7 separate regions of the Mus musculus genome follow, and all the other regions are linked to region 7. Evidence: chromatin loops called from intact Hi-C (ENCODE). Cell type or tissue: heart. All regions are shown on one strand.

Region 1 (4,000 bases), 310 kb after region 7:
AAAGGAACACACAGACTGTCACCCGCAGTCTCTCGGCTTCCTCACTGCAGCTTTTACTTTTATTTCCTTATTTCTGTATGTTTAGTATTTTATTGAAATGAAAATTATTACAGGCTGGCCAGTGGTGGCGCACACCTTTAATCCCAGCACTTGGGAGGCAGAGGCAGGCGGATTTCTGAGTTCGAGGCCAGCCTGGTCTCCAGAGGAGCCCTGTCTCAGAAAACCAAAAAAGAAAAAGAAAGAAAATTATTACAGACATTTCAAAACATACTAATACATATTAATTGAAGTTGGAAATATTGCTTTCTGGTTCTGTCCATTTGGTGTTCTGTATGCCCTTTGTACCCTGATAGGCATTGCCTTTCGAGATTTGAGAAGTTTTCTTTTGTGATTTTATTGAAAATATTCTTATGTCTTTGACTGGTTTTCTTCTCTTAGATCCTATGACTTCTAGGTTTGTCTTCTATAGTGTTCCAGAGTTCCTCATGTTCCCTTCGTGGGTTTTCTTAGGCTTTGCGGAATCCTCTTAATTTGTTTTTAAGATCTGATAATCTCTCTTTTACTTGATCCAGTCTGTTGGTGGGATAAATTCCTTTGAATCTTATGTTTCACTTTCTTTAGAGATTCTCTTTTCTAATTCTGTTTTTATATTTTGATTATTTTTCATTAATTTATTCAGTTGTTGCTTTGTGGTCTTCATTTTGACATATTCATATTCTCTTTGAGTCTCTAATTGCTGTTTTGAAATCATTATCACTTTTAAAAATTGAAAATAGATTAAAACAGATTTATTTATTTGTTTGTTTGTTTGTTTGTTTACTGTGAATGAGTGTACTGTTTTTGTCTTCATACACACCACAAGAGGTTATTGGATCCCATTACAGATGGTTGTGAGCCATCATATGGTTGCTGTGAATTGAACTCAGGTCCTCTGGAAGCACAGTCAGTGTTCTTAACTGCTGAGCCATCTCTCCAACCCGAAAATAGATTTTTTAATATAATATATTCTGATCACAGTTTCCCATCCACCAAAATCCATACTTTCTTTGTGGATTAGAATACAAACAGACATTAATAATAATAATAATAAAACAAATCAGGGTAGGACAAAACAAAAAATAATGTGATTGACAGTACCCAGTATTATAAAATAATTGTTTAACGTGTTAGCAAAGTTGGTTTTTTCAGGGAGTACTACACTAGGAGTGCAAATTTCTCGAAGTAGACAAATTGTCTTGGTTATTCGTGTTTCATGTTATTGTCATAGGACCTCGGCACCTGGAGTTACGTTATCTGTGGAATTTCTTGGTATGTCTATGTGGTCTCACCTTTGGATTTTTTATTACCCCATTTGGTCAGATTGCAGGTGTGGTACTTGATACTGTGGAATCAATTTGGAGGCAACTCTTGATAGTTAAATATGGTTTCTGAAGTGTTCCCAGCTCAGCTACCAAAAGTTTTGATTTCTCACCCCTGGAGCAAACCTTTCTGTTGATGTAGTAGATTGTCTTGCTAATGTTCAGAATTCCTTGGAGGGCTATCCAAATTGTACAGGTGGTCAGACCTTGGGGCAGCAGGGAGTCACAGTTTAAGTTGGTAGTATTTCATAAAGGATAAAGGAACTGGAATATTATGCCTTTCTCAGGTGGGTGTTATGCGGAAGGATACCTGTGTGCTGAAGGTCTTGGTGTATGGTGTGACAAACTGATTCAGGGGCTTGCTGCCTGTGGTCCTGCCCTGTGGTACCTAGTCAAGCTGAGAATAGTGTAGTTCAGTTCTCTGTTTTACTCCCATGACTGAACTTAAGCTTTTCTTAGTCACTACAAGTCCTTCTTATATCATGAGATAAAAAAATAGTAATAATTTGGTGGGCGGTGGTGGCGCACGCCTTTAATCCCAGCACTTGGCAGGCAGAGGCAGGTGGATTTTTGAGTTAGAGGCCAGCCTGGTCTACAAAGTGAGTTCCAGGACAGCCAGGGCTATACAGAGAAACCCTGTCTCGAAAAACCAAAAAAAAAAAAAAAAAAGTAATATTTTTACTCTGTGGTGTTTTGCTGTTCTCTCCTCCCTGGTGCAGTTAGGAGTCACAAGCATGTTTGGGTCTGAAATGATGGGAATTGGTGGGAGAACTCACTAATAGAACCTACCATTTTGTGAAACTAAATAATAGATGACAGTTTACTAATATAATGTTCAACCATCTTCACTCTTACCAAGGAAGGAATATATTCATATTTTAACTAGGAATGTTACAAAGTATAGACTGCCATCTAGAGACAGACACATCAGTGAAGGTAAAATCACAACTTTAAAGCTATTGTAAAAATTGCATATTTTATAAAATATCTTCATAATATTTTTTTTATTTTTACTCCGTTATTGCATACATAAACCAGGTGATTCACATGTACTCCAACATACTTAACACATTTTGTTGGAAATTTCTCTTGGAAAGCAACCAGAATATGAGTCTTTTTCTCTACATTTTGTCCAGCTTCCCTTCTTATTTCATTAGAAAGATGGTCAAACTCATTGCATTGCTAGATAATCAGCCGTGCATTTACTGTGTGCTGACACTTTTTTAGTGACTTCCTTCCAGTTTTAGTAGTCTTAGTACTACTCTTCTCTTCTTCTGAAGGGTTCTTTTACCAAATTCATTGATACTCTTTGGCAGTCTTTCCCTTTTTTATTTTGATTTATAGCTCATGTGAACCTAGATAAAGCAAACATGAAAGAAAGACCACCAAAAGTTTGTCCTAGTATCTGATTGCAATATCCGTTCAATACCATAATGGCAGATAATTTAAGAATCTGTGACTATAATCTTTGAAATATGAGGTTGATTCATACACAGAACACTTGAAAGGCCTTTACTATTTGGAATGCTTTTTGCTAGAGTATCAGGCAGTGGTAGCATATTTTATCACACATAGGTTTCAGTAGTGCTAAGTATGTAATGTTATGTCGTTAAAAGCTTGAAACTTAAAATGTTATTTGCGATATTGTTATAGTATCAAGTAGCAAAATTTTGCCTGTGTCTAGTTTCCTGTCTTTAATTTTTCATGTAACTGTCACATTTACGCCCTTTTGTTTTTAGTTGGAAAGATAAAAAGGGCCAGGCAGCTACTAGTATAGAACTTAGGGAAGTAAATCCTAACATGGACAAGAAGCATCCAAGAATACAATTCTGCTTGTCTGGCCAGTAATAAGGTGCATGCAGAGGTGACCCAGGTGCAGTTCTCCAGGCTGTACTCTGGTTTATATACAGAGCTGTGCGACAGTTTACTTGTTCCCGAGTTTCTTCTGATTGCTTCATTCCATTCTCTTCTGGTAAATACAAGGTACTTTGGATAGGGTTGTTTAGTGCTGTTGAGCCTAATCACCTCTACTTTGGATTGAAGACTAGGTTTGAGTGGTTAGGTAACTGCTGTAGTATTTTTTCTGGTTTTTAGAAAAAAAGGCAGGTTCCAACTTTGCAAACACCATTTTAACCTGGAAACAAAGGTAATTAGAAATTCAGGTTCCAGTAGAGTTCCATGGAGGTTCTAGAGTTCTGCCAAAACCAACAACCCAAGAAAAGCATCCTATCACTTCATTCATGGACTTCATGTTAAGAGCAGTGGTAAAAATAGGTTAAAGTTGGCAGCTCAGTATTGACTCTGCTTTTTATGAACTATAGACATAATGTAAAAGTTTTAGTTTGATATTCTCTTGAATATGTTTTTCTTATCTCTATTTTGTTTCTTATACGAATGTATTTTTAAACTTAAGTGTGCTATACATTCTCCAGGCTCTAGAATTTAAAGCACTGAGCAGAGTATCTTGAATCTTTTCTACAGTAATCCTATTACTGCCTTCAAAATTAGATATCACAAACAATCTAGTCATTTAATAGAGTAATAAAATGTAACAGCTCTCAAGATGAAGTACAAATGGCATATATAAACAGAAAAACAAATCTCAGTATGGCTATTCATCAGGGAAATGCAAATGAAGCATG
Region 2 (4,000 bases), 460 kb after region 7:
TTGTTTCCAGTGTCTCAGGCTAGTGGTTCTTGTAAACCATATGAGACTATTTTCTTTGGGCAAGGAGAAAGCAAAAAGAAGGGAAGAAAAAAGTAACAACTGTAAGGAAGGATTTAGGGGGAAATGAAATGTAGGGCAAGAAGAGACCAGGACCAAGATGGCCTGCTAAAATGACTGTGCCTATTAAATACAGATGGGATAAATATAGAGCAGAAAGCTGGGTGGAGATTTGGGATATTAAAAACTGCCTAGTTGTTGGCTCTTGTTTAGACTATCGAGTTTCCTCCTACTGCTCGGCTGTCCTCTTCCATGGGTGGTCCCCGCTCTCTCCAATGCCTTGCCTTTGGTTGTTCCTATTACCCTTGCAGTTGTTTCTAAAGGGGGAGTCTCTGATCTGGTCAGACCTGCAAGGCTCCTTCTACACCCCAATGCAGTTCTTGCCTGGAATCTCTGACAATTCTGATGCCACTCTAGTTCCCATTGAGTGTTCAGCTTCTTGAACTTAGATCTGTTGCATCATTCCTTTTCCAGTGTAACCCAGTGGTTTGTTTTTTCTGTCGGGTTCTAGCGTACAAACCCCTTGTACTTGGTCTGATGTACTCTATGACAGCAGAAGTTTTGTTTAATTTTGTTAAAATGTTTAAATTTTATTGCATCTGCTCAGTTGGTTGTCAGTGCTGAATACCTGTGGGGTGCTAAGAAAAGGAGGGTTTTTCCCTGGTCCCACTTTGACTACTGCTGTTCTAGGTGTGGCTCTTCTACCAGATGTTTAAAGTACCCATTGCTTTTCTCATGGCTGCCTTCATTAGCTTATTTTCTGAAGACTGTTATCCACCATCTACAATCTCCCAAGAATATTTTAAGGCTTATTTTCATTTTCTGTGTTTGAATGTTTTGCCTACGTGTATGTATGTGCACTATGTTTCTGAAGGGGCACCAGGTACCTGGAACTGGATTTATATATGATAATGACCCACCATGTGAGTGCTGCGAACCAAACCCAGGTCCTCTGTAAGAGCAGTGCATGCTTTTAACACCTAGCCATTTCTCCATCTCCCCAAGGATATTTTTAATAATTGCATAGTAGTCTATTTTGTAGTTACATAGAATTTATTACCTCCTTGAATATTTCGAATGCTTTTGAAATTGAATAGTTTTGAACTTTTTTTTTTTTTTGGTGCTATGGAATTAATACTACAATGGCCATTCTCATATAAGACCTTGTTCTGTGTTGTTCATTGTTCCATGTATTGTTATGAACCTAGAAGAGGATTGTTGAGTCAACAATTATAATATGCTTACAGAATATAATGTAAGTTTGCTTCTTTACAGAGAAATTTTTCTTGAATTTGATTTTCTTCTGACCTGTCAAGAACACTGTTATTCAGGAGATTCTAAATGATAATTATATTTGAAGTTTAAATCAAGTTATAATTTAATTTGATGATAGACCTTTTGTAGTCAAGTATTTGAACAGATTGTGGCAAAACAGTTTTAGACCTTTTTGTAAAATATAGGTGTGCTTGGGTGTCAGCCTGAGAGTTGAAGCTGTTTGACAAGCTCACAAGTCTTGTTCGGTATTCTTTGCTCCAGTGCCCCCTAGTGATGGTTTCTACAATCAGCTTTCACTGTCTTTGCTGAACAAGAAACATCATTCTTATGTTAGCTCTTTGAACCTGTACAAAAGCGCTAGAAAGCTTCTAAATAAGAGTTGGAACTTAAAGAGTTGCCTTTTTCATCCTGAGGATAAAGAATTTCCATTTTTTTTCCACTTGAGTGGTCTGTGGGGTTTTTTTTTTCTTTCTTTCTCTTTCATCCTTCCTTTATCTATCTATTTAATTATTTATTTATTTATGGATACTTTTTTGGTTTTGGTTTTGGTTTTTGGTTTTTCAAGACAGGGTTTCTCTGTGTAGCTCTGGCTGTCCTGGAACTCACTCTGTAGACCAGGCTGACCTTGAACTCAGAAATCTGCCTGCCTCTGCCTCTGCCTCCGGAGTGCTGGGATTAAAGGCGTGCGCCACCACCGCCCGGCTTATGGATGCCTTTTTAAACTATTTTTATTTATTTATTTTGAAGTAGGTTCTGTGTGGCTGCAGACACCCTAGAATTCATTATGCATGCCAGGCTGGCCTTAAACACACAAAGATCTGGCTGTTTCTGCCTTCCAAACGTACTATGATATGACACCGTCATGTTCTGTTTTCTATAGTCTTACAAATATGCTATCCTACCTCACCCTGCCTGTTTCTCTAGATAACTTTGTAGTCCAATCTTTACTACTGGACTCTGGCCCTAATCCCAATTCTTTAAGTCAAAGCCAACATTACTTATATTACTATAAATTGAATTATTAACGAGGTACTTGATTTAAAATGTGTTTTTTCTTTACATTTATGACTATAGTATCTCCTCTTCATCTTCCACCTTAATATTTAAACAGACCAAAGAAAAGAGGGGTAGGGCAAAGTCTGCTAGAGTGGCCATGTCTTTTCAACCTTGTACTTCTTTCCACAAATTACATCCCTCGGAATAAGTTAAATGTTTTGTTTTTTTTTTTTTTAAGAAGGCAGGCTCTTTATTTTCTTGTTGTTGTTGTTCCCCCTGTTCCTTCTTTGTAGCTATGAAGAAGAAATAGCTTACTTGAATTCTTGCACAGAATTCCTATAGTAACAAGAATAACTAGCATCTCTCCACCTTCAGTTACTCTGACGCAAGAGAAATGGGGCAAGGATTAAGAGATAAAAAACTATCCCTAAAGGAACAAAGTTTCACTATAAACAATTTATTTTACTTTTAGAATCTTTATTTCAATCTTTTTGCTTTTGAAAATTCTGACTTTATAATCTATCCTATTAGTTGAAAGTTTACCTTTGGTCATTCCTTGACTACCAGAGTTTAATATTCATGTTCTTTCCATGTCCAGTCACAAATAATTATATGATTAGTCTAGAAAAGAGAGGCAAGAAAGATCCAAGTCTTATATCCATTGATACTTTGCTTCAATTCCAGCACTTAGCCTTCAGAAAAGCTAAGTTCAAGGCCAACCTAGGCTATATAGCAGTGAAACCCTTTCCCAAAATAAAAAAATTAAACAGGGAAGGAAAAGGAAAGTAACCTGGATATAACTGTTCATAACAAATTCTGAGCTTAAAGTTTTTATACAATTCCAATATCTTCAAATTATCTGATAACCAGAAATAAACATTTTCAATATAGAAAAGTAAAACCTCGTGGTTCATGGTTTTGGCATTTTATTAAGATCATATACTTTGGGGTTGCAGGGGTCGGGAGGCAGAGTGTACTGTGTCTGCAACCCTAATCCTGGACCTCTAGTTCTTGCTTTCTGGTAGAGTGTCTCCCATGAAGGGTAATTTAAGAGTTCCTCTGCTTCATTAGTCTATCAACTGATGGGATGCTGTTTAACCCTCTAACTTACTGAAATATTATTTCCTGAACTAAGTAAGAATAAGTGAAGAGTGAAAAGAGCTATCCTAAGTAATTGTTACAGTGTAAAAGGGAATTTTTTTATGAGCTTGTCAATGACCAAAGACTATTTTAGGAATATTTACGGACTGGGGAGATAGTTCAGCCACTAAAGTAGTATGTTTCTTGTGCCATCAAAAACACAAGTTCAGATCCCCTGTAACCACCTAAAAGACTGAGTATGGAAGAACGTGTCTGTACTTAGTGCTGGAGAAACAAAGACAGACAGACAGATCCCTGGAGCTTGCTGGTCAGGCAGCCTAACCAAATCAGTGAGTGCCAGGTTCAGTGAAAGACTGCGAAAACCATCTAGTGTTGACTTCTAGCCTATGTATACATATGTGCACACAAACAAATACATATGCACACATATACCAGAGAATATTTAGACAAAACATAACAATCTCTTTTTAGTACAAGGACTTGAGATCTTGTCCAACAAAATTAATGACAAAGGAGTGTATTTATCTATCAGACCAATTTTTTTAAATGTATTATCATACTTTTTGGGGAT
Region 3 (4,000 bases), 52 kb after region 7:
CATGCCAAGCATGGTGGTACATGCCTTTAATTCTAGTACTTGGGAGGCAGAGACAGGCAGATCTCTGTGAGTTTGAGGCCAGTGAGTTCTAAGATATCCAGGAACACACTGAGTAACCCTGTCTCAGAAAAAAAAAAAAAAAAAAAAAGCCAAAAAACCACTCATGACCACACCTAGATAGAAACCCACCTACATTATTAACAATTACGATCATCTAACTCCCTAACAGATTCTGCAAGAGTTAATATTTCATACAAATTTTAAAAAATTATTTTATTACATTATTTGTTCATTTATTTTGATATGTGTACGTGTATGTATGTGCACATGAATATGCTGAAGTAAGAGAACAGTTTGTAGAAATCAGTTCTTTCCTTCTACCATGCAGTTCTAGGGATCATATGGGTTGTCCGGCTTGATGACAAGTGCTGAACAATCTTGCCAAACCATCGAGCTGGTTTTTATACAGCTTGCATTAGATTCTCTATAAAAATGTGTTCATAAATTAATGAATAAAGAGCTGAGGGGAGCCTCAGTTAGTAACTACCTGCCCCACGAGCACAATAACCTCATTTTTTACCCAGAACCCAGGTAAAAAAGGCCAAGTGTGTTAACCCAATTTTATAATCCCTGAGCTGACGAAACACCTGGGGTGTGTTGGCAGCACAATTATGAGCTCCAAACCAATGAGAGAACTTGTCTCCCTGGAAAGAGGCGGCTGGTGCTCCTGAGGATGGCACCTGAGGTTAGCTTTCGGCCTCTATAACATGTACCCACATGCACACAGGCTTGTACACACACATACATACAAATGTGTAAAAGAAAATTAGCTTAAAACTGGAATCTCAAAGATCTAAAACTGTATTTGTTCTCTAAAAAGTAAATAGGAGTTAGAAGGGAGAATGTAGGAATCGGTCAGCCATCAAAGATAAGGAGGAGACAAAAGCCCACACACTGCAATGGCCACGTCCTCTTCCACAGTGCTTACTCCCTGCCTTTGCCTTTCTCTTGGACTCTCATTAGATCACTGTTTCCTTAGGCTTTCTGACTCTTAAGAGACTTCTAGAATAATTTCTCTCTTCACTTTTGTAAAGACACTTAGCAAATATTCAAAGAGATACAATCAAGCACACAATTATCGCAACCATGCTACCAGCAGAGCCAAGTTAAGTTAGCATAGTGGTTTACTTGTAAGTCAATACTTGTAGTTTACTAGAACTCTTATTAAATGTTATCTTGACATTATTTCAACAAAGCTTAAGTAAAATTCAGTAAACAAAACAACAACAAAAACCAAACCAAAATAAAACAAACAAAAAAAAACCCTATTATGTTACCTCAAAGGTTGAGAGTAAACAAATTGTTCACAACTGACTTGCTTTACTTCAAATGCCTGTGTGTGGTACAACTTTCTACTTCACATCCAAATCATGTATATCCTCTCCCTATTTGCTAAGCATTCACAATGAAACACTTTGAAATAATTTACCAGATCAAACTAACAGCAGTGAAAATATCATCGCCATTTACCTTCTATTTCACAAACAGCATAAAGTACCAGCTTACATAAACCCACTGAGTTCTTTCCATAAAGTTTCCCTCTGAATTCACAAAGAAAATAAAATCCAACTCAAAAATCTGGAACAAGAAAACTACAGACTTAATAAACAAAATAACTTACTGAAAAAATCTTTAAAGATGTTTAACCAATCCATTTTGAATAAAAATTCTGTGTTCTCTTTTCACAGTTTGTTGACACAGCTCCGGGATAATTTTCAGTGAGCTTCCTGGTCTGCTCTGTAACACTGAAACTTCCCACACCCAATCCATGTGACCTGGCCCACACCCAAGCAATAGAAAAGTTTTCAAAACTGAGGCTTCTCTTTTTCCAATACTGTTTTCTCCCCTTAAGCCATAAAATAACCCGTGGAACAAGTAACTCAGGGCAGCAGCAAAAACAGGAGTTGTAATTCACTCATTGTAACAGAAAAAATTAAAGCTAGTATGTTTCTAATAGTTAAAAATGAATACATACATTCTTCATTTCCCTTGACTTCCAAACAATGTCTCTACTAGCACAGCTATTGTGAAACAAATTCATTAAATTATATGAGTTTTAAGGTATCAAAATGGGGTGCAGAAATTCTGGGGAAAGGGGAGGTTAGATATTTGAACACAAAACCTAGATTCATATCATTTAGATGTGACCACTAATTTAATACAGTATTCCCAAACTCTGGGGAATGAAGACAACTATAACTGTAATATTCTGAGTACAGTTAACTGATGTTTCTCAAAATTAAGAGATAAGAAGTTAACTGGTCTGTCAAATGCCATGATAACTGCAGATTAATTAAAATGTTGAATATACCAGAAATGTCAGTGTAGAAACTGAAAACCCAATACTTTAGGAAGTTCTTTTTACTATATTTTAGCTTTTGCAGCTTAAAATAGTTTAAAAGAAGAAACATTTACCTTATATTGCCAATAATTATTAAAATACTAAACTATTAACTGTGCATTGAAATTTTAAAATACTATTTAATAATAGTATGTCAGTCATGCTACATTTAGTCCCAAACTGTCCACAAAAAAACTGTTTCCCTCTTTTTTTACAAACAGGCAAAGAATTATTAAGCAATTACATGTCTGTCTCCTTGAACACCACAATTAAATTTCTGTCCCTCCCAATTCCTTCCTGTCCATTAAGGAAAGATAACTTAAGAAAAGGGAGGAGGCCAGGCTTCCTCCTACATACTTCCTTCCTTCAGCTTAACCAAGGCCAGAGAGAAGTAGGCTCCCCCCATCTGCCTTACTTAATAAAGGCAGAAAAAATCTGAACCAAACACACAGAGTTAGAGAAAGAAAGACGTCAACAAAAGTGCAAAGTGACCAATCCTATAGATGCGAATATACAGCAATAACCCACTGGTATAAAACTCTCTTCAGTTAGAATAAAATAAAGTGATTTGTTTTTTAAGTGAGATTCATTAGCGTGTCAAAAAGGTTCAATAATGTGCCACATAACATAGGTTAACAGGATACAAAGGAACCAAGTCTGAACGCCAGGCATTCTTTTCCTTTCTCAACTAGTGGCAAACTTTCTGCAAATCAAAACTCCACAGGAGCTGTTGTAACAAGGTCAAAGTTGGGCTGGAGAGATGGCTCAGAAGTTAAGAGTACTGACTGCTCTTCCAGAGGTCCTGAGCTCAATTCCCAGCAACCACATGGTAGCTCACAACCACCTGTAATGGGGTCTGATGCCCTCTTCTGGTACTTATATACATAAAATAAATAAATCTAAAAAAAAAAAAAAAAAAAAAAAGCCAAAACTAAGATCTAAAATGAAAGCTGTTGCTTCTCCTTCAATAAGAAACAACTTACCTAAGGTGTCCTTCAGGTTTTTAACAATAGATGCTTTCCGAGCACTGTTTTTTCTTTCCACATAGTTAGAAGGGACAAAACCTGTTTTATTCATGGAATTTCGAACTCGCCACCAGGATTTAGAGTCATCCAGGAGCCATAATCGCTCATTCTTCTTGATATCCAGCTCTTGTTCCTGCTGTGCCACATAATCAAATTTGGCCACCACCACCACTTCTTCAGCCATCTTTCAGCAGCGTCAACACTGTAACACATAGAACATGTTTTAAATGGTGCTGAAGTGTAATTGTCTACATGCTTGTCCAAAAAGACATGCTTAAACATTTAAGAGGCCAGGAATTATGACTCATACCAGCAAACCTAACACTCAAAAGGCTGAGGCAAGAGGACTTTCATAAGGCTGAGGCTAGCCTTGGCTACATACTAAGTTTGAAGCTAGAATAAGCTACAGAGTAAAACCCTGTCTCAAAACTAATATACAAAACAGGAGATGGGCGGGGCACTATGCAGTTCAGTAGTAGATACTCCTAGCCCGTGCACAGCTTTGAGCTCAATTCCCAATACTATAAAAAAGAAATAAATTTAAGAGTATCAAAAAGTTAAAAGTGATATGAAA
Region 4 (4,000 bases), 91 kb after region 7:
ATGTTTAACAATATGTAAAACAATGTAACTCTGGATGGGTGTCAAGATGCCTCTGTAGTTAAAGGTACCTACAGCCAAGCCTAAAAACCTGAGTTCACTTCATGGGACCTCTGTGGGGGACAGAGAACTGACCCCTCACAAGCTGTCCTGACTCTGGGTGTAGAAAATATAATAACCAATCACTTTTTTAAAAAATAGAACTTTAGACTGATGATACACCTCAAAGGTTTATGAGAAGCCATTGGTCTCACCCCAAAACTGAGGGAAGGCAAAAGAGACAGGAGAGGGAAAGAGAAGAGAGGGCGGGGAAGGGAGGAAGGAAATTAAGGAAGAAGGAAAGCTTAGCGAACTTTTCCTTTGCAAAGTTAGTAGTTTGCAGAGAATGTTTCTGTATTAGGACAGATGGCTCAGTGGTTAAGAGCTCTTGCAGAGGATCTCTGTTCTGTCCCCAGAGTCCACAGCACATGTCGTACAAAACACTACAAAACACATAAAATAAAAATAAACCCTTAAAAGACTGGAATCTAGAGGAAAGATATTACTAGTGTCTAAACAGTGAAAAATATGTTCAAAGTATTATTTTAAGATCAGCACAGGCAGAACACATTTGAGATCCTCCAGGCAGAAAATCCAGTTAGAGTTACTGAGTAGTTCAGAAACTGAAAAACAATATATAAGAATACAAAGGTAAGATTTTTTTTTTAAAGAAAACAACTACAAAAAAACAGTACAATGTTAAGGTTTATGTCTGGGTTCCTGAAAGCATGCTACTAATGTATCGCTAATGAAAGACAGCTTGGAGGCGTGGGGCATCAGTTGTGAAGGGAAGACTTTGAAGTTCTATTTCCTTGATAGGTTAAAGTGAGAATCAGGCAGGCCTGTCAAATTGTCGTCAAACTGTTGGATTTGTTAAATGCTCAGTTCACGTTTCCTCCAATTTTACTTAACAGTGAAATAATCATTTGATTTTCTGGCATTGAAAGCATCCATTCTTCCACATTGCCAGAGTTAATTCATTTTTTTTCAAGTTCTCCTGAGAAGGAATTTATTTACAATAATAATCACAACAAGCCTTGAACTCTAGAACGAAGTTCTCAAATTAGAAAATCAGCAGCATAAACTATCACTCAATGTTTAATAAGGCAATACATTAACGTGTCGACTTATTAATACACGGATCTGTTGGGCTTGGAAACCTAAACAATTTAAAATGCTTGCTGGGGAGGCAAATCTTTTCAAACATAATGCTCATACATACAGCGGAGACATCAACACAATGTACGCTTTAGTTACTCTAGCCAATTCCTACAGAAGTTTTCCCAGAGAAAGCACCACATGTGGCCACGATGAAAAAAAAGTACTAATCAACCAACGCATACGCTTTGACTTAACTATCACGATGTGAAGAGAATATCTATTTAAAAACAAGACTGAAAATGATCAATCAAAACTTTCTCCTTGGACTATTTCTCTGTTCATGTTGTGACGTCGCTAAAGGCTGAAAGCACACAATTGATTTCCAGGTGCTTAAGAAACCGTTAAGGCTGATTGATCATCATCAAGCTACCAAAGCTTTTGAAAATGGAACGCTTCTTGCAAAACTTGACCCGTTTTTTTGGCCGAACCCTGGATTCTCACTGCTCCCCACCCAAGATGGGGTCAGGAAGTTTTCTTCATCTCGTTCTTTCCTAACTCCTGTGAATTCTTTCCTAACTAAGGGCAGTATTTTTCTTCGGGTGACTTCAGCTCGGCTCGACGTTAACCGGTCATGTTACGGTCCTCAACCCTGAACAAAAAACCAGCTTCCTTCCAACCCAGCTGTTAACACTGAACCGACCTAGCACGGAAACCCGTACGACAACAGTACGAAACCAACCCAGAGGACTGCTTTTCCTGGACCAACCCCACCTCAACAGCCCCCGGACACCCACATCTCTCCTGCTCCGGAACGGGAGGGGGAGGGGAGGGCGCGCCCCGAGGATGTCCCCCCTCTCGGCTTCCTCAGGCTGGCGGCTGGAGGTGAGAGCGCCCTTCCTGCCAGCCTACCGTCCCGGCCTCGGACACCGACACAGACCGCCGACAGGGCTTTCTGCGGAGAACCGCCGAGGCAGCGCGCCGCACACTTGCCTGCCCGCCTCCCCGACCGGCGCTCGCAGCTCAGGCCAGAGGCCGCGGGGTCACCGGGCTGCACCGCGGACACCCGAGCTCCGCCGAGCGGCCTCCCCGCCCCCTCCGCTCCGCTCCGCCGCCAGCAGACGGCGCCCCCGGGCCAACTTCGCCGGGGAAAGAGGAAGCGACTAGAGACTAGCAGGCAGAGCGGACCGACCGGGAGACCGAAAGGACTGTGCGTGTGTCCGCACGCGAGCGAGGCCGTCTCACCTTCCCTCCGCCGAGCCCTCGGCTCCAGTCACCTGAGGACCGCACCGGGACGCCACCGCGGCTGCCCGGATGCCGTTACCGCACGAGGCCTGTGCTGCGCCGCCGCGTAGCTCTCGGAGAGGGGCGGGGCGCGCGCAACCGGTGGGCGGACCGTTGCGGGCAGGAAACCCGCTCCACGCCCAATCTAATAGGCTCCATCGCCTCCTGCGCCCGCCCCTGACGCTTCAGCGGAATGCGCCGCTCCGGGATTGGGCGAGCGGGCTTGTCAATCAAGCGCGGGCCCTGAGTGGTCCCTGAGCTGAGACTGCGCGGCCTTTGGACAGAAGGTGAGGAGCGCCGGGCCCCACCGCCCTGTTCTCCCCTAGCCTCCTCGGTGGCTGCTTACTTTCCGCCTCTCCCACTGCTACTAAAACCTGTCATTCATTTTAAATCGCTCATTAATGTCGAACAGCGGTCCCGAGTTCAACCCAGACTACTCTGGTGCCTGCATCTGAAAGGGCCGACCAGCTGCAGATCTTAGGGACAGGGAGCGACAAAGAAAATGAAGCCTCGGGGGAAAAATGTAAGATGTTTGTTAATGAAAACCACAACCAAAATAAGCTTTGCGAGCAACTTCCGAGTGCCCTGGCGCGTGGGTAGCCTTCATTCCCGGCTTCCAGTCCTGTGAAAAGGACAGTTACTTCTGCCCTAGGGGTGAGTATGGCAGTGGCACAGTCCCAGCCACCTGCCAAGGAAGGCATCAATAAATCGGCTCTCCTTCCTAACTTGCCTTACAGCGACTCATAACCTGCCTCACTATTTCCCAATCACCTTTGTTGCTTAGTGTGGGTGTGGCACCTAAAAGAAACATTCTAGGTTAGGTAATTTTATGGAAACACGAGTTTTTGCCTCCAGCGTAGCTGCACCCATATACCTAGATTGCAAAGTCTATTAAAAGAACTGTTTCACCCACGCCCACCTCGTGCCTAGCACATCATCCTCAACAATCGAGGAATTAATACAGCTTCCTTTCATCTTTTAAAAATTCATTTTTATTCTTTGTGTGTTCGAGTGTTTGGTGTACTTGTGTTATACTTGTGTATAATTTTGCTGCCCATGGAGGTCAAATGAGGGTATAGGATCTTCTGGAACTGGAGTTACAGATGGTTTTGAACCACCCTGTGGGTGCTGGGAATCAAACTCAGGCCCCTTGGAAGACCAGCGCTCTTAATCACTGAATCTCAGCCCCTTCCTTTAGCTATACTACAAGCCCTACCTGTAAATCCTAAAAAGTTGTTTTCTGCTTTTAACTTAATTGCATGTTAATAAATACATGGGTGGCCTGCCCTAGGTAAAATACAAGTTACCTGTAGCCCCTTTTAATCCTGAGTTTAGTTGAGAAAAGTAGAACATAAAACTGGGGAAAGGATACTCTGCCTATTGTTAGTATCAAAAGTAAGTAATGCAAATTATATATTTAAAAACATACATACCGAAGAGAAGGGGGTGATGCATGCAGAAGCAGGTGGATCGAGGCCAGCCTGGTCTACAGATTGAGTGTGAGTTCCAGGACAGCCAGGGCTACCCAGAGAAACCCTGTCTCAAAAAACAAAAAGACAAATATATATATATATATATATAT
Region 5 (4,000 bases), 190 kb after region 7:
TGTGGCTAGAGCACCCACAGTGATTCTCTTCAGACATGTGCCTGGGTAAGGAACATTGTGATAGTACAGCAAGTTGAGGGAGTTAACAGCCTTGATTGTTTTTAAAGATAAATGGAAACTAAAAAAAAAAAACAAAACAAAAAACAAAACAAAACAGAAAGCACCTAGAAGATAAAATACTGAAGCTATTCTAGAAAAAAAAAAGGCAATGGCATTCAGGCAGGGCTGGACTGGGGAGAGAAGGGAATGGGGGATGGTTAAACTAGGTGAGATTTTTTTGAGATCACGACTACAAACATGTTGATAGAATATCAGCTCTTTATCAGAGTCCCACACATTCGATAGATTAAATTACATATGACTATGGCTTGGAGCCCGCACCGTCTTTTAACAAGGCAAGCTAAAAACAGGCTCTGCAGAGAACACAATAGGAAGTCAATCAGAGGCTAGTAAACGAGATACTTTGCTGAAAGGACTGTCACGAATTCATACCAAAGTTCCTCCAGTGATGTGGAACGCACTTTGCAACCTTTGGGATACATTCCAGAGACAATTGAGGTACTAGCTAGCTAGCCAGCCCTCAAGACTATAAACAAGTTTAACGTTTCTAAGGAGATATTGAAAATGCAGCTGCCTCTGCCAATAAAAAAAAATTGAGTCAGCAATGAGGCTGATGACCTACAAGACCAAGAATTCACTTTTGTAGTGCGGAGTTAATAAGCAGGCGGAAGGTTAGGAGAGCCTTGGTCAAGGACAGCTTAGGTAGAGAGCAGCAGGGAAGGAAGGGGTCAAGATCTACGCCTGGCTATTTCCCTTTCGGCTAGGCTCCATTATTCGCACGTCCATTTGAGAACCACAGAAAGCAGTCCTAGGCTGTGGGAGAATCTGATTGCTCGCAGAGTCTATCTTCACCGTGTAGCTTCTCCTTTCTCACTAACTAGCCAATGCTGCCGCCTTATGCAAAGCTTGCACCTCGGCGAGAACCTGCTTTACAGAGGCAGGACGACGCCAATCGGCCTGGAGCGGTCACTGTTTCCTTTTAGCTCCGCGGCAGGCAGGGGGTTCGTCCCAGTGCTCGAAACCTTTTCAACCTCGTTCTGAAAAAGCGCCTCATCAATAATAATAAACCGCGCGTTCAATTCTAGCTTGGAGACTCCCGCTAACCGGGGAGGGAGCAGGGCTCGGGGGCGCGTTGGCACGGCTCACCCCGATAACGGGCGGGTGTGGGCGGCTGGCAGCCTCAGGGCGGGAGCGGAGCGCGGCCCCCGCCGGGGAGGGGCCTCGGCGGAAGAGCCGGGGGCGGACTTCTTCCAGGCTCTTGGAGAAGCTCTAAAAATGGCGGGCGGCAACCCAGCGAGCGGGTCGCGCAGGCGCCGCGGAGTCCGTCCTTCCGCTCGCCTGGGGCGGCCCAGGAGCTGTCCACAGCGCCCTCGTCCAGACGTCTCCGCGGCTCGCCATTGGCCGAGCGGAGCAGGAGCCTCGCAGAGGGGGGCGGTGCAGCCACGCAAAAGGCCACGTTTCCCGCGCCGCTGCTGCGCGTGCGCGCCCCCCGGAGGCGAGCGATGGCGCGCGGCCCCGTCCGAGGGCCCCTGCTCGCGCCTCAGCTCCCTCCCCTTTCCGGGCAGGCCCGTCCTGTCAGCGGAGCAGTGAGCAGCGCGGCCAGCAGAGGGCGGTCGGGACCCGAGTCTGCAGCGGCGCCATTGGCGTGTGGAAAATGCCACCAGATGGCGGGTTAGGATTGCAGCTCCGTTGAAGGCGCGGCCCCCGCTCCCGAACCCCCGGCGACCACCCCGTAACCACCCCCCCACCTCGGGAATAACACACCGGAGACTTTTGGGGGGAAACTAGGTCGACGGCCGACAGCGCCCGGATGGGCAGCTGAGGTGAGCGCGGGCGGCGGCGGCGGCGGCGGGGGGCGGGAAAGGGGGAAATGCGGCGGCGGCGGCGGCAGCGGCGCGGGGGCTGGAAGCGCCGATCCAAGATGGAGGCCGGGCGAGAGCTTGGGAGCGCGAGCGGCGAGCGGCGGGCGGGCGGGCGGGCCGGCGCGGGCCCCGCGCGGGGGAGGGAGGCCGCGCGGGCCTGTGCGCGGCGCGGCGCGGCGGCTGCAGGCGGGCGGCCGAGCGTCCGGGACCCGCTGTGGGCGCGGCGGGCGCTCCGCTTCCCTCCACCCCTCCCCGCGGGCCGCGAAAACGGTGCCCCCGCCCGCCCGGGCTCCGCGGCGGTAGCGCGGAAGCCTTTGTGGCGCGCTCGGGCCCGCCGCCAAGCCCGCCCTCCGCCCCCCCGCCCGGGCTCTCGGGACTCGCCCGCGCCCGGGCCAGCCTAGGCGGGCTGGCGCGAACGCCTTCCGCCGCCCTGCGTTTCTGCGGTGCTTTGGCGGCGGCGGCGTCACATGACAAGGAGCTCGCTTCTGTCGAGGGTCCTGGGGGTCGCTCAGCCCAGACTGCTGTCCCAGGCCCCTGCTTTGCTGGGGTGGGGTAGGGCTGAGGACCTGGGCCGACGGGACGTCGCAGTCCTGGCTTTCCCGCTATCCGCCGTCCGAGCTCCGGGTGAAACGTGTCCAGGCCGGAGCACTGCCCCGCTAGTTTCCCAATCCCCCGGGAGATGAGGCCAATAAAAGTTGTTTTTCCTCTTCCCTGAAGGTGGGGGGCGGGATGAAGAGCTGGGAAACCCGAGTGCTGGGAGCTGGACTTGGAGGGGTCCGAACCGAGTGCTGTTTGTGTGTAGTAGGGACCACAACATTTTCTGGTTTTCGGATTGTCACGTCACCCGCTTCTGTCTACGTTAGGATTGTTACTGATTCTTTCCACATTGCAGACAGTCGTGTCCTGGGAGTGTTAAGCTCTGGGGTGGTTTTGGAGCCCTATAGACCCCAAATAGTGCAGTTTGTGGTAGCGAGTTATTTGCTGTTGAAGTTGGTGTTAACATGAGGGGCATGTTTATTCTCTTCTGGTTGTGCTTAGAGACAGCTATATTTTACATCTAGCAAAAGTAGTGTTTGTGAAAGTACCAAAATCCGCATAAAGTTGTACGATGTGTAACTTAATGGAATTTGTAACTTTACCTTTAGGTTTCCCAGTGGGTTTTTTTTTTTTTTCATATATAGATAGCAAATTCTGATGGTGAAGCTCTTATGGAAATGTACAGAACAGTGGGAGTTCTTGTATGATGGGTGATGGTCTTATAATGTATATAAATCGAGGCTAACAATTAGAAATACTGAAAGAACAAGGAATGATATTTCATTGTTTTTAATTATGGGGAATGTAACACTTTTTTTTTTTACCCGAATAAACTTCTAAGAGAAACCCCACAGGTGTTTTTTTTTTTTTTTTCTTTGCATTTTATAACTGTGCTTTGGAGTTCTGCATATTGTTCTATGCTTGTAATTCTGTTTACTGAGAAGGCAGAGGCAAGGGGAATCATACGTTGAAATTAGCATGGACGTTTTATGAGATACTGCCTTTAAAACAAAACAAATAGAGGTCTAGTATTGTCGTTTCTGAAGAGATTAATACAATCACTGTGTGCTTGTCCCCTCCACAACCAACATGATCTCGTTGTGTAGCCCAGGCTGGCCTTGAAATCACTATGTACACAGTCTAAGGTGGCAGTTCTTTTCTTCAGCTTATGGAGATCTGAGATTATAGGTGGGTGCCAGGCCAGCCAATTACTGAATGGCTCTTTTGTGTTTTGTTTTGTTTTTTTCTTCAGAAAGGATCTTGGTATGTAGTTCAAGATGGCCTTGAATTTATAGCGATTCTTCTGTTTCATACTTTCAAATGCTGGGATTACTGCCACTCTTGGCTTTGAAAGGTTCTTTTAAAAACTCAAGCTGTGTTGCAGGGACGAGTGAGAACCTTGAACTGAACTTTGAGACATCTCCTAGGTTTGAGGTCTTGGTTTTACTTTTTAACTATTTAAATCTTACCTTCCTCATTTCTAAAGTTGAGGTAAGCCAATGGTTCTTTTACACATTGAAAACCTTTTTTAGCTAAAACTT
Region 6 (4,000 bases), 550 kb after region 7:
ATACTATCTTAAGAATCCACGAATACTGTAGATTTTCCATAACTAATTGCCACAGTTTGGCATAATTTAAGTGACCACTCAAATTTCTAGTCTCTTACTAAATAAGCAATCCTGCAATAAATCCCCTATCCAAATCATCAGTTAGTATTTTTCTGTCTGTGTTGTTAATGGATGGTGTGTGTGTGTGTGTGTGTGTGTGTGTGTGCCCATGTACTCGCTCGTGTGTGTTAGTTCTCTCCACTGACATTGACAAACTAAGAAAAAAGAATAGTCTGATATTACCTCTTTAAATGTCTGGTGTTTTGTTTGTTTGTTGTTGTTGTTTTTTGTTTTTGTTTTTTTGTTGTTGTTGCTGTTTTATGTTTAATGTTCTCTAGGTTATAAGCTCTGATATATTTAAGAAGACCAAGCTGGGCATGGTAGTACATGCCTTTAAGCCCAGCACTTGAGCCAGAGACAAGGGTAATCTCTGAGTTCAAGGCCAGTCTGGTCTACATAGTGAGTTCCAGGAAAGCCAGGGCTAGGCTACATAGTAAGACCCTATCTAAAATAAAATAAAATAAAATCCAAAGTAAATACTTAAAAGGAGAACACTTGAATTTTTCAGACTGAATATTCCCATCTGCAGGTACATTTAAATTGATTATGAATTATTTTTGTTTGTTTATTGAGATGGGTTTCTCTGTTTAGACCTGGCTATCCTGAAACTCCCTCTGTAGACCAGACTGGCCTTAAACTCACAAGAGATTCACCTGCCTCTGCCTCCTGAGTGATGGGATTAAAGTCCTGCATCACCATGGCCCACTTGGTATAGGCTTTAGAGCAGTTGATCATCCCAATCTATCCAGGGATGCCCACACTAGTAAAAGCAAGTACTGCTGTCAGTTTGATTTTGCTTGATAACGAGGCCAACTGCCATGCACCAGTGATCTCATTAATACATATCCAAGGCTGACCCTTTAAAGTCAAACGTTGCTTCTTACAGTATACCCAAGGGACAATGAAAAGACACCAATAGATACGGACGGCCTTTCACTTAAAGCTGCAATTATGAGTTAACATTGAAGATCATTAGCTCTCTGAGTACTTTTTCCTGTTCTTGTTTATAAAGATGTTCCTCATTAAAATGCATCAACAGCTCTAAGGCTCTTGCTGGAATATGAATTTACCTAGGGAGATAACAGAAAAACATGCAATGTGACAAAGTGTGTAAGTGTCTATGTATCTTCTATGTTGTGTCCTTGTTTAGAATCATACCAGTAAGGCCTTTCCCACTACATACGCACTGATTTGTAAGTGTTCATAGAATACTATTGATAATAATTTTAAAAAGAAAAGAACTAGCCGGGCAGTGGTGGTGCACACCTTTAATCCCAGCACTTGGGAGGCAGAGGCAGGCAGATTTCTGAGTTCAAGGCCAGCCTGGTCTACAGAGTGAGTTCCAGGACAGCTAGGGCTACACAGAGAAACCCTATCTAAAAAGGAAAAGAAAAGAGAAAAAAGATGGAGATGGAGATCTGTGGATACATGCACACGAAGGCAATCGTGTTTGCCTAGGGAGGAATCTCCCATTTACCATCTTACGCCTCTGCATAATTTGTCGTGCACATGATTAAAATCAAATGCATTATCAGAAGGTATATGCCTTCTGAAAATGGAACTATATTTGTTAATTAAAACAGAAAACCAGGCAATGGAGAGGGTAGGTGGTTAAGAGCACAGTTCTAGGGTAGCTGATGCCCTCTTCTGGCCACCCTAAGTACTACATGCATGCTGTGCACAGACATACATGCAGGCAAAGTATACACACATATAAAATAAAATAAACCTTCTTAAAAGTTTTTAAAATGAAGAACCACCCAAACTATACGCCTTAGGAAACACACTCCTCCTTCCCTTGAACCCCATCAAAGCCCAAACAATTATGGAGGTCTTCAGTACCTCCACTCCCACAGTCCTCTGTCAATCTTAACCGTGTATTTCTGGTCTGTATCTTTGCTTTGAGTGACGTTACATTACTATTTTGTTAATCTGTGTGAGCCATTATTTTATTCTTGCCTAAGAAGCTATGAACCTCAGTCACCGGTAACACAGTGGTACAGACTTTTTAACCCCAGCCCTGAGAGGCTAAATTCAAAGTTCTTAAGTTTGCAAACAACCTGGACTTCGGGGTAAGAAGCTGTCTTTATGGGGCCGGAGTGTTGAGGTTTGGTCTTTTTTTTTTTTTTTTTTGGTTTTTCGAGACAGGGTTTCTCTGTATAGCCCTGGCTGTCCTGGAACTCACTTTGTAGACCAGGCTGGCCTCGAACTCAGAAATCTGCCTGCCTCTGCCTCCCAAGTGCTGGGGTTAAAGGCGTGTGCCACCACGCCCTGCACGAGGTTTGGTCTTTTGCTATGTATTATGATGCTAAGCACCGCCCCCAAGACCTGGTTGCCCCAGAAATGAGAGTCCCCACTTAAAACCAAGTGATGTTATGTGACCTTGCTCCTCAAGTTATTTCTGATTGGTGAATACAGATACCGACAGCCAATAGCGGGGCAGAAGAGACATAGGCGGGGTCTAGGGTTCCCTAGATTAGGATTGGAGGAGGACCACAAAGGGTGGGGGTGGGGAGGAGAGAGAAACCATGATAAGCAGCCCAGAAAGCACGCCAGTTAGAGTTAAGAGCAGCTCAGCTGAAACATAGCAAATAATAACTCAGAGTTATAGATAGGAAAATTTATCTTAACAGCATAGAGGGTAGATATCCGCCCAGCTCTAGTGCTGATTAAGGCCTATCTGGGAACTAAATAATCTAAAGCAGGGTAGGAACTCCAGGTTGGGATTAAAAACGTCTAAAACACAGGAGAGATGGCTCAGCAGTTAAAAATCTCTGGCTGCTCTTTCAGAGTACCTGGGTTTGGGTCCCAGTGCTCACGTGGGGCAGCTCGCAACCATCTGTAACTCCAAATCTAGGGATCTGATGCCCTCTTCTGGTTTCTGAGAGCAACGCACAGACAGACAGCAAATAAGCAAAAAAAGCAAAACAATCAAAAAAAAAAAAAAAAAGCTATCTTTTAAATTTTTTGTTGTAAAGAATTTCAAAACATACCGATAAGATTCAATTACATATGTTTATGGGTTTTTTTTTTAATTCCCACTTTGAAGGTATGGAGAAAGATTTATCTGGCCAACAATTGCCAAAAGAATTAGATGTACTGATTTTAGGCAAAATTTACTTCAAATTACAGGAAAGGATAGTGAGAATAGCAGGTGTGGGGGACATACAGAGTGGGAAGATAAAGTCTGGAGGACATAAAAAGTAGAGGACATACAGAGTGGGGGACATAAACAGTGGGGGACTGTGATGGTGTGTATTTTGTCTATTTTATATGGATGATTTCTGTGCTGCATGTACACCTGCATGCCAGAAGAGGGCACCAGATCCTTTTATAAATGGTTGTGGGCCACCATGTGGTTGCTGGGAATTGAACTCAGGACCTCTGGAAGAGCAGCCAGTGCTCTTAATTGCTGGGCCACCTCTTCAGCCTTGTGATGGTGTGTATATGCTTGGCCTAGGGCGCGGCACTATTAGAAGGTATCCCTGCTGGAGTAGGTGTGTCACTGTGGATGTGGGCTTAAGACACTCATCCTAGCTGCCTGGAAGTCAGCCTTCCACTAGCAGCCTTCAGATGAAGATGTAGAACTCTCAGTCCCTCCTACACCATTGCTGCCTGCAGGCTGCCATGATCCCACCTTGATGATACTGGACTGAACCTCTGAACCTGTAAGCCAGTCCCAAGTAAATGTTGTCCTTACAAGAGTTGCTTAGATCATGGTGTCTGTGCACAGCAGCAAAGCCCTAACTAAGACAGGGACATATAGAGTAGGGGACATGACTGGGGAGCATAGAGAATGGGGGGCATAACAAGTAGAGGAACAAGTGGGAGACATAAAGAGAGTGGGGGTCTGAGCTGAGAGCACTCAGGGTAGGGACTGTGAAATGTATGACAAGTACTG
Region 7 (4,000 bases):
GTACACCCACACACAACCATTGGGCTACAGCCCAGCCACATATTTCTGTTGCAAAGTCAGTCCACTTGTGTTCTCCTTGAGTGCTTCCTCTTCTGTTTTGTCTAGAGTCAGGGGGTGTTGGCCTCGTGATGCCAACATGATCGGTAGCTCTTCCCTCCTTCTCTTCAGCAGCTCGGTACAGACAGTGTCTATTTGTGTACCCTCTTAGACTCCTGACTTTCAAGTGTACCGAGCACTCACTGACATGTCATCTCAGCTCTGGCTGCAGGACCCTCGTGACACTGACTCCTTTTTCCTAAGGATTTCACTCCTTCGTGTGAACCTCCATGAGCGCCTGGCATTTTTGTTCACTGGGCAGACATTTACTTTGAGCCTTTAGCACAGGGTAGAATCTGCAGGGGTTTTAATGGGTGCGGGGGTGTTTGGTGGTTGTTGTTGTTTTCCCAAATGGGAATGAATACAAGAGAACAAAAAGAGGGGGGAGTCACAGCAAGTTGAGATCAACCCTTGAAAAGTGAAAGCTTCACAATGCTACAGTTTCTGATCTTGTGTGTTCTTGTGAGTGATGACAGTTATTTCTTTTTGTTCGGTTGGTTGGTTTTGTTTTATTTTGTTTTGTTTTTGTTTTGTTTTGTTTTCCAGACAGGGTTAAAGACGCGGGCCAGGACACCTGGCCTGAGATGACAGTGTTTGTTTGTTTGTTTGTTTGTTTTGTTTTGTTTTGTTTTTGAGACAGGGTTTCTCTGTATAGCCTTGGCTGTCCTGGAACTCACTCTGTAGACCAGGCTGGCCTCAAACTCAGAAATCCACCTGTCTTTGCCCCCCCCCCCCAAGGTGTTGGGATTAAAGGCGTGCGCCACCACTGCCCAGCAAGATGACAGTATTTGTAATCACAGTGGCATTCTGGCTGCGCACTGTTCCTAGAGAATCCCAAATTGTCCCCTGAAATCAATTACGGAGCCCCCAAAGTCCCGACTCAGCATTCTCTAGGAGCTTTATTTATGATCTCAAAGTAAACTTAAAAGTATCCTTGAACTTTGGACAAATTGATCTGGGGTGGGGGGCCTTGTGCAGCTGCGGCTGCAGGCACGACCTTAGGATGAGCAAGTATGAAAAACTTGCTGAAGGTCCCTAGGCAATCTCGAGGCCTGTAGTGTGTGGTAGGTGAGCAGTTCAGGTAGCAGAGTAAAGGTAAGAGCTACCTCGTGCTATTTCGGGTCCCTGGAGGGCTTCTGTTCAGGTTCTCTTCTGTGTGGATCAGTTTCCGGCCTCTCCCAGGGCTGCCGATTGCTCGCTAAGGGATGCAAGGAGTGAACATTGCATCTTCTTTGTGAGCCTCCCACTCTGGCAAGGAATCACCAGGGTCCCAGGAGCCGGAAAACCAAAACCAAACCTACAGTTTGGGTCAACAGGGATGTTGCTCTGACTTCACCAACTATGCACAATGCTTTAGATTGAATGATCGGGGGGGGGGGGGGGGGTGGACGACTGGGATAAAGGTGAGTGGCTTGCAGAGTAGAGCAGAGGCAGAGAAAAGGGACCACTGGGCACATGCTCTGGTGTCAGTGAATGCAGAGAGAGAGGACATGGTGGCAGCTAAACTTGCAAGTGACAATGGAGAAACTCTATGTTCCGGTCTAAGCCTGGGGACTTTCTCCAACTGAGCCTTGGTTCCAGGAAAACTAGCCTGGGCTTTTCCCTTTCTCTCATCGGGAAGCCCACGGAGCTTCCTCTCTAGTGGGAACAAATGGATTTTTTTTTTCAGAATTCGCCACAAGGTGGCACCAGACACCGGTAGACGCAATGAAGTCGCTTCCCGCCGGGTGGGCGGTAGAATTGGGCCACCGGATCAGGTCAGGCCGGATTCAAAGGAAAAAGATCCGCATCCCCAGAAAAGTCACACAGGCCAAAGAAGGAAATAGGCCCACGGAAAACAAGACGCCTATTTTAAAGAGAAAGGGAGGAGTATCACAGAGGAGAGATATCATCGGCATTGCAACTCCTCAGTAAAACGGAAAGTTTCGCAAGAAACCTTGACTAGACAGTAAAGTGCGGGAAACGGGCGCTTGACGTGACAGGGGACAGTAACGTGTGGGAAGCAATCGATGGAGAGCCCAGAGAGGCAATTACAGGCCTGCAGGTGGATGCAAGTGGTGTCTGGAGACAGGGACTGGTGGAGGAGAAATCGGCCTGTGACTGACCTCTTGGCAATTGCTGGCATTTTCCAATGATAAAACGAGTGTGTCAATAAGCCCAACACAAATGAGTACTGTGAGCGATGACACAGTAAGGAAGCCGCCAAACTGGCCGCTCCACGATTGGGGGAAGATTTTATTGTGAATGGGGCAGGGGGGCAAGGGGGCGGGGTGGGGGGCCCAGAGACAGAGAGACAGAGACAGAGACAGAGAGAACATCCAGAGGCACCTGGAAGAGTCCAGAGCAGAGGGAGAAATAAGCAGATTGGACATGGCCAGCACTATTGGGAGCAGAGAGAAAGGTGTGTGTGTGTGTGTGTGTGTGTGTGTGTGTGTGTGTGTGTGTGTGTGTGTCATAGAATAGTCTTGAGACTAGCCAGAGTAGCAAGGAGTATGGTATAGAATAGCATACGAGGGAAAGGGGAAAAAGTCTTATAGAGAGCTGGCTGGTTTCTGGGAGGAAGGAAGCCTGTGAATGGAGGCAGCCTGGGAGTTAGCAAAGTGGGGGAGGAGTGGCAAGGGCCAGGGTGCTAACCTGGGCTTTGGGGTGTAAGTAGGGTCTGAGGAAACCTGGAGGCCAGCATAGACTTTGATCTGCAGCCATGGGTATGTATCAATGGACAGCCACATGTCCCCTCTGCCAGAGGCAAGGGACACGACTCCTTTTGGCAGAGGGAATCCCATTTCACAAGTTCCTGAGGAAAGCTGGCTTTTATCTAACCACCAATAATCCTCCTATAGTCTTCCTTGAGCTGAGCCAAGTCTGTCAGGGTGTTTGTTTTTTGTTTTGTTTGACATAGATACTTTCCAAGACCTGACAAGTTAGCAGCAGAAATACATACTGTTGCTCTCTTTCAAATTTTTACTTTTGTATGTGTGTGGAGGGTGTGTGCATGTGTGTGTGTGTGTGTGTGTGTGTGTGTGTGTGTGTGTGTTGTGCCACTGTGCGGACGCCAGGGAACCCCTTTGTGGCATTTGCTCCCTCCTGCCCCTTCTGTGGTTTCCAGGCGTGGGTTGAGCCCAGGTCTCCAGGCCTGCTCTGCCAACGCCTTTAGCCATCTGAGCCACCTCACTGGACTTAATTCATCTTGAGAATTAGTTTGTCCCATCGTCTTCTTGGTTATCCCTATGGGCTGATGATTTCAGGTAGATTTTTATTGACGGATAGCCTTTCTCCTCGGCGTGCTCAACTCTGCCCCACCTGTGGCCAGGAGAGACTCCTTTTAGACTGGTTATGTAAAGTTTTGACTGACCCAATTGTTCAAAACTTGGTTTTCTGATGGAGCAAGGAGTAAATGTTCTAGAATTCCCACAAGCCTTTCCCTTCCAGACCAGACACAGAATTAGCTATTGTTCTACGAAAACCTTGACTTCTTGGAGGATAAACAACGTTGAGAACCAAAATGACGTCATCGGTGTGCATTGTGGAGGGGTTTGATTCTACCCTGCCACTTCAACAGGAAAAAGCAAAAGCACTTTTTTTTTTTAACACCAAACTATGGGTTTCAAATGGTGTGACTTCCAACTTCAGGTGGCACAAAAGACTTGTGCATTTTATGCAGGCGTGACTCCACATTATCCATTGTTTAATTTTGTCTTAGGGTTTCTATTACTGGGAAGAAGAAAAAAAAAAAAACCACCATGACCAAAAGTAACTTGGGAAAGAAAGGGTTTATTTTGCTTACACTTCCAATCCATCAGAGAGGGAAGTCAGAGTGGGAACTCCAGCAGGGAAGGAACCCATAGACAGTTGCTGACACAGAGGCCATTGGCCTTGCTCAGCCTGTCTATCTTATGGATCCCAG

What was found. A loop is a pair of places that touch in the nucleus more often than their neighbours do. Peaks named below come from ENCODE experiments on the same cell type or tissue, not always from the same donor. Only the 100,000 strongest peaks of a DNase experiment are listed, where the experiment ranks them.
Region 1: a loop joins it to region 7, with 2.1 times the contacts of the local background. A loop is called at or near these places in 4 of 42 quality-filtered maps.
Region 2: it touches region 7 in a loop (8-fold over the local background); 26 of 42 quality-filtered maps call a loop at or near these places.
Region 3: a loop joins it to region 7, with 3 times the contacts of the local background. A loop is called at or near these places in 8 of 42 quality-filtered maps.
Region 4: a loop joins it to region 7, with 8 times the contacts of the local background. A loop is called at or near these places in 15 of 42 quality-filtered maps.
Region 5: a loop joins it to region 7, with 7 times the contacts of the local background. A loop is called at or near these places in 26 of 42 quality-filtered maps.
Region 6: a loop joins it to region 7, with 2.1 times the contacts of the local background. A loop is called at or near these places in 13 of 42 quality-filtered maps.

The regions. Positions count from the first base shown.
Region 1 is chr9:100,758,268-100,762,267 of GRCm38, forward strand. All of the region lies in intron 5 of Stag1 (stromal antigen 1), which reads left to right. Among named protein-coding and RNA genes, the nearest start is that of Stag1, 120 kb to the left of the region's middle. In heart, a CTCF peak has its summit at 2,285 (motif pointing left); no DNase peak of the experiment used is centred here.
Region 2 is chr9:100,915,714-100,919,713 of GRCm38, forward strand. The region is part of intron 22 of Stag1 (stromal antigen 1); the gene reads left to right. Among named protein-coding and RNA genes, the nearest start is that of Pccb, 120 kb to the right of the region's middle. In heart, a CTCF peak has its summit at 1,609 (motif pointing left); no DNase peak of the experiment used is centred here.
Region 3 is chr9:100,505,045-100,509,044 of GRCm38, forward strand. Nck1 (non-catalytic region of tyrosine kinase adaptor protein 1) reads right to left here. Exons shown (of 4, transcript NM_010878.3): 2 at 3,385-3,628. The coding sequence starts at 3,610. Among named protein-coding and RNA genes, the nearest start is that of Il20rb, 21 kb to the left of the region's middle. In heart, no CTCF peak of the experiment used is centred here; DNase peaks (open chromatin) are centred at 1,837 and 2,747.
Region 4 is chr9:100,543,616-100,547,615 of GRCm38, forward strand. Nck1 (non-catalytic region of tyrosine kinase adaptor protein 1) reads right to left here and starts at 2,519. Exons shown (of 4, transcript NM_010878.3): 1 at 2,380-2,519. It overlaps Gm46139, which reads left to right. Exons shown (of 2, transcript XM_017313741.1): 2 at 1,842-4,000. The coding sequence ends at 2,489. In heart, CTCF peaks have their summits at 2,252 (motif pointing right) and 2,462; DNase peaks (open chromatin) are centred at 1,986 and 2,596; H3K4me3 peaks cover 2,917 bases; H3K27ac peaks cover 2,361 bases.
Region 5 is chr9:100,641,914-100,645,913 of GRCm38, forward strand. Stag1 (stromal antigen 1) reads left to right here and starts at 1,535. Exons shown (of 34, transcript NM_009282.4): 1 at 1,535-1,883. In heart, CTCF peaks have their summits at 976 and 1,658 (motif pointing right); DNase peaks (open chromatin) are centred at 1,508 and 2,418; H3K4me3 peaks cover 3,684 bases; H3K27ac peaks cover 3,171 bases.
Region 6 is chr9:101,000,514-101,004,513 of GRCm38, forward strand. The region is part of intron 6 of Pccb (propionyl Coenzyme A carboxylase, beta polypeptide); the gene reads right to left. Among named protein-coding and RNA genes, the nearest start is that of Pccb, 32 kb to the right of the region's middle. In heart, CTCF peaks have their summits at 1,756 (motif pointing left) and 3,411 (motif pointing right); no DNase peak of the experiment used is centred here.
Region 7 is chr9:100,452,590-100,456,589 of GRCm38, forward strand. It overlaps Gm28166 (a long non-coding RNA gene), which reads left to right. Exons shown (of 3, transcript XR_871066.2): 3 at 1-437. Among named protein-coding and RNA genes, the nearest start is that of Gm28166, 4.6 kb to the left of the region's middle. In heart, a CTCF peak has its summit at 1,784 (motif pointing right); a DNase peak (open chromatin) is centred at 1,802; H3K4me3 peaks cover 1,295 bases; H3K27ac peaks cover 939 bases.